Regions from separate parts of the Homo sapiens genome. Here region 2 is linked to region 1. The links are chromatin contacts, found by Hi-C or POLR2A ChIA-PET in ENCODE. All regions are on one chromosome and are shown on one strand. The core of a region is the stretch at or near the end of the contact, and the rest is flanking DNA. Distances in the headings are between cores, read along the strand shown.

Region 1 (2,700 bases), core at 2-2,501:
ACACACAACAGAGCCTGGCACCCAGGAAGTATCAGTTATTACTGATAAACTTTTAGCTATTTTGTAATAAAATATCTATACTTACTTCTTCACCAATTCATTTGAAGAATAAGTAATTTAAACACATATCCTAACTCAAGAAAGTCACTCAAAGAGCAACATGAAATACAAATGCACTCAGGAAAATAGATCTCTTCTCTTGGAATATTTAATCATTGATCTTGAGACCAAAGTCTTCTTTGATATCATCTGATAAACCTTGCAGATGAGGGAAGTCAGGCTCATCAAGTTATGTTACTAACACTTCAGATTTTTATTTAATATGGGAAATATTTAGTAGGTGGGGGGAGGGATGAAAAATAAAATTGAAGAGAGCTATGTCCAGCCTTGTCTCTATAGTTTTGTCCCATCACTGAAAATCATTAAGCAGTCATGATACCTAGGGACCCGAGGACACCGACAGCATAACATGGCTAAACACACTGTGATGAATATCTGAGCTTTGTTTCTAACTTAGGAATGAGGGTTCAATGTGCTTGCTTTATTTTCATTTAGCATTTATTCTATAATAGATTTTCCTTTCTTAATTAAGAATCCTTTAATCAAGGAGGCCGAGGCAGGAGAATCGCTTGAACCTGGGAGGCAGAGGTTGCAGTAAGCCGAGATCATGCCACTGCACTCCAGCCTGGGTGACAGAGCGAGACTCTGTCTCAAAAAAAAAAAAAAAAAAAAAAAATCCTTTAATCAAGCGGGGGAAAAGCCTGCCTGGTTAGATTTGGATTTTACTATTTTCTTGACACAGAAAGACACAGAGACTAAAGTTTCAACTGAGAAAAAATAAAGTATCACGTTTTCTTCCACTTGAGCCTAATCAATTTTTTACCTTTACACACAGTGATAAGAGCCTGTGCCAAAGGTTCTTGATTCTGTCTACGTGAAAGGGCTATACCTGACAGCCACTTAGTCCACAAGTCAATAGCCTTCAATAATGAAAAGTCAAGGGCCCTGACTCTGGGTTTGCACCATTCCTGCACTGCTCCAGGACAGATGCTCCCTCTGCTGGGGTGGCCCCTGCTCTGGCAGATGATCCTTTTGCTCCCATGACAACCCACCGTGCAGAGAGCACACCCATGCAGTGCCCTGTTGGAGATGAGAGAGACGAAGGGTAGAGCGAAAGACCGGGGCTTGCCCTTTAACCAGACCCAAATGTTTCCCTGGCCTTCTTGGCTAAATGCCATTATCAACACATTTCCAAGAGCAACAGCTGGCCTCGGGGAGCAGTGAACTATGGCCCTTGTGTGATTTAAAGATCCCTCTGCCCCACATTTCACCTCACTCTCCTTTTAAACTGTCTGATACACTGTATTTGAGACTTATTCCTTTAGTTTAACAATCATGTCTTAAGATGTAAATGTCCTTGGGACCATTTGCTAATGCAGTAAGATCCATCAGTCATTCCTGCTACGGCATGAGTTTGTTTCATCCATCCCTTTCTTTCTACCAGCTAAGATCATCAAATCTAGAGGAGGAGAGTTGGGTTATGTTTTATTGTTCTTATTTTATCTTTTGACTCAAGAGATGAACTTATGAGGGAAGGAAGGGTGATTTGGGAGAATAGGGCCCTGCTGGGAAGGGTAGGGAGGTGAGTAAAAAGGGTGGGCTTCTGGCAGACAGCAGGAGGGCCTGGATCAATCTGGGTGAGTGGGGAATCCAGCAAGGAAGCATACATCCAAAACAAGCCCCATTATTTCACAACTATGGGACTAGCCTACTTCAGGGAATATCACTCCAGATCTTGGCCATGACCTAGAGTTGCATAAAATCTGCTTATCTTTCAAATTAATACCACAGTGATTGATGAGAGAGCATTTTTTCAGTAAACTGAATTTAAAACCCAGTGATCACATGAAAAAAAGCATAATAAAAAATCACACACACACACACACACACACACACACCCATCATGTACAAATTATAATTTAGATAAGGAATATAATTCCCAATTACAAAGTGAAGGCTGTGGCAGTATTATGTATAATGACCTTGACAGAGAAGATTATCTTCCCACATTGGCCTGCCACCCCGTCCTACATTTTGTATAGCCGTGACCATGCCGTATTTAGGATGGAATAAGGACAAAGGCCTACACAACCATTGATCCCCCGAGGATGGAACGACTGGCTACTTTTCCTCAAAAGTGTGCTAAGCACATGTGTGAGCTGGTAGCTATGGATTGCCTTCAAATAAACAACTGTTTCCAAATCTGCCTGGATTGTAAAAATCACCCAAGGTGCCTGTTTAAACCAAGCCATTCCACAGAATTCTGATTCAATAGGCCTGGAAAGGCCCCAGGAAATTGTGTTTTTCATCAACACTTCAGATTACTTTTGTAATCAGGCATATGCTATAAATACCAAGATAAGACGTCTACAATTTCAGGAAGAAAATTAGAAAGGGGGAGAGGCCAGAGGGAGTCATTTCTTTCTTGAGCTTGGAAATATGCATTGCTGCCCCGTTTAGAGGATAGAGTATGACTTCAGGCCCAATTCATTGCCTGTCTTGAGCTGAGAACTTTCCATAATATCAACAGAACATAAGAATCCCAGATAAAGAGGGAATTCAGCTCTTATGTACGAAGGCCTATTAATATCCATAAACTCACTAACCTTTTGGAAATATGCAATTAAGATCTAGTGTTGA
Region 2 (2,700 bases), core at 129-2,628, 44 kb before region 1:
ATTTGCCCTAAAAGATAAGCTTCTATTTAGTTCTAATATGATAATGTCAATTATCATTATACATCTCCATTTTAAAACTACATGATGCTGAGGACCCCCTTGTATTACACAAAATGCTTAGGGCATATTTGGAACACAGCAGGTACTTAATAATAATTGACGTTCATCAGTATGAAATTCAATAAAACAACACACGGAACAAACTGGGTCATGGTAAAATTTTCACAATGCATGGGATGACTCCCTAGGGAGCTGAGAGGCCTGGCGTGGCCTTATCAGGCAGGGGCCTGCTCTGGCAGACAAGGAAGGCCTGCCCTTGCACAGACACACCCATGCCATCCCAGAGATAGCATCAGAGCCCTGCTCATCTTAGGTAGAAGTGAAAACAAAGGCAACTGTAGGCTTGCAGTTTTATAGCATGAACGAGACAAGTGGAATCTGTGTTAATCTGTTAGAAATTAACTCAATGGTTTGTCTCCTGAAACTCTAGGCCTTCCTTGCAAGAGCACTCCACTTCCTGTTATGCACAATGGCAAAGCTGACTGGAACTGCCCAGAGGAAGAACAAGTGGAAGAGTAAGTCACGGTGTGCCCATAGGGCAATAGAAATTTAAAAGAATATTTAGGTGTGGGACTTCACATCCATGCCTCTTTTTCATGTCTAATAGGGAAAATGTCTCACCTGCTCAGGTTGCTCTTGGACTCTCATTTGTTGCTCAGAATCTAAATAATGAGCAAATAGAGGGAAAACAGAAGAGTGGAGAAATCCCCGTTTGTGTATATATTAAAGAGCTGAGAGAGGCAGCAAGAGGAAGGAGGGAGAGAGACCAGAAAATCATGTGGAATAGGTGCCAGGGAGTTTGGGGTTTGTGAGATAATAGTTGGAGATTAAGAGCTTTGGGGATCACCTGATATCCATATGGAAGAAAATGAAGATAACAGTAAAGTAGATTTTAAGATGCTTTTTCTATAGTAAGAATGCATACCCCACACTAACATCGAATTGTATACTTTAAATGGATGAATTGTATGGTATGTAAATGACGCCTCAATAAAGCTGTTTTTTAAAAAAGAATACTCCGTTCCAAAAAAAAAAAATGCACACTCCACTTTGGCAGTTTACTGAGAGACTGCAAAAATATTTGAAGAATCCTAATTACCATTTAGATACCAGACCATTCCTTTGAATTCATTCTTTCACAGAGGCTGAGTCATGTGGAACTTCAACTATGTTTAGGTTCTGGTAGGTTAGAGAAAGGACCCTTAAGATCCTCTAGTCTAATGCTCTCATTTCAAAGGTGAGGAAATGAAGCCACAGAGGTTAAATAAGTCTGCACTGTCACACAGCAGCAAAGCTGGGAACTATGGAGGTCTGATCTCAGGTCTTTCGAAATGCACCATTCCACCCCCATGTGATGCTCTTCCTGCTTTTGTTTACAGAAAGAAACAATTTGAGGATAAGCATGATTAGAACATATAGTTATTATGCCCATGGTTCAGTCTAGTTGTTCTGACCTTTAAAACGAGTCAGTCAGACTGGCACCAGTCCAATCAGTTGCACACCACTGCCCAGCTAACAGCCTGGCCATGGAGATCCGGCCTTCCCAGCCCAAGCCTGTAGAACAAACAATCCCCACAATGGCAATGTTACTTTCACCTCCTTTTGAAGAACAATAGGAAAACAACAATAGATACCTAACATTTATTGGACACTTATCAGTGCAGCAACTTGGGCAGAGTAGTCAGAGCCCTATGACACTGAAATTTAGAGAGTTCAAATTTTAAGTAAGAACTTTAAAACTACTAGATGTCACTAATGTAAATAACACCCATCTGTGAATCACATCAGAAGTTTACAAAGTTAATTATGGGATCGCATTTCTGATGCTCTCCCAGGATGGCTCTGGCGCCTGCTATGTGCTAGGCGCTGGTCTAGACATTTTACATATGGCACCTCTTTTAATCTCCACAATAATTCCATCACATGGGTATTAATCACCCCACTCTGTAAGTAAGAAAAAAAAGAAAAAAACTGAAAACATGATGGGAGCAGGACCAGGCACATAAAAGATAAGTTCTGATGTCAAGAAACAGCCTTAGGGCTCAAGGAGGGTATCTTTATGATGTAACTTAAGTCTGTACCAGAAGAGTTCTCCTTTATCCCTAAAGAGTCACCTCAATGCGTATCATTCCATCATTAGTTTCACCCTTTTTTTTTTTTTTTTTTGAGACAGAGTCTCACTCTGTTGCCCAGGCTGGAGTGCAATGGCACGATCTTGGCTCACTGCAACCTCCGCCTCCCGAGATCAAGCGATTCTCCTGCCTCAGCCTCCCAAGTAGCTTGGACTACAGGTGCTCACCACTACGCCTGGCTAATTTTTGTATTTTTTAGTACAGACGGGGTTTCGCCATATTGGCCAGGCTGGTCTTGAACTCCTGACCTTGTGATCCACCCACCTCGGCCTCCCAAAGTGCTGGGATTACAGGCATGAGCCACCACACCCAGCCTAGTTTCATCCATTTTTAACTTAAATACCGTTAGTAGTCACCCATAAAATTGAGAATACCCCTATGCATTGATCAGAGTCAGCAATGCTATGTTACAGAATAAGCTGGAATCTCAGCAGACTAACATGATAAAAGTATTTCTTGCTCATGCAAAGTCTGATGCAGATGTCTGGAGCCATTTTAGAGGACCAGG

The links. A loop is a pair of places that touch in the nucleus more often than their neighbours do. ChIA-PET counts read pairs that join two places held with the same protein, here RNA polymerase II (POLR2A). Pooled maps may share reads with other maps.
Region 2: a loop to region 1 is called in a map of heart right ventricle, with 1.9 times the contacts of the local background. The contact joins two enhancer-like sites. A Hi-C loop is called at or near these places in 8 of 168 maps with a recorded cell type or tissue (Caco-2, MCF 10A, PC-9 and 5 more) and 3 of 50 pooled maps. POLR2A ChIA-PET finds 5 or more read pairs at or near these places in 7 of 52 experiments (A549, AG04449, AG04450 and 4 more).

The regions. Positions count from the first base shown.
Region 1 is chr4:128,308,887-128,311,586 of GRCh38, reverse strand. No RefSeq gene overlaps it. Among named protein-coding and RNA genes, the nearest start is that of PGRMC2, 22 kb to the right of the region's middle. Within about 2 kb of position 1,251, at least 10 of the 41 ENCODE cell types and tissues checked have a DNase peak (open chromatin) inside an H3K27ac peak, as active enhancers do; they include heart right ventricle, where a contact is called at or near this core.
Region 2 is chr4:128,353,194-128,355,893 of GRCh38, reverse strand. No RefSeq gene overlaps it. Among named protein-coding and RNA genes, the nearest start is that of PGRMC2, 67 kb to the right of the region's middle. Within about 2 kb of position 1,378, at least 9 of the 41 ENCODE cell types and tissues checked have a DNase peak (open chromatin) inside an H3K27ac peak, as active enhancers do; they include heart right ventricle, where a contact is called at or near this core.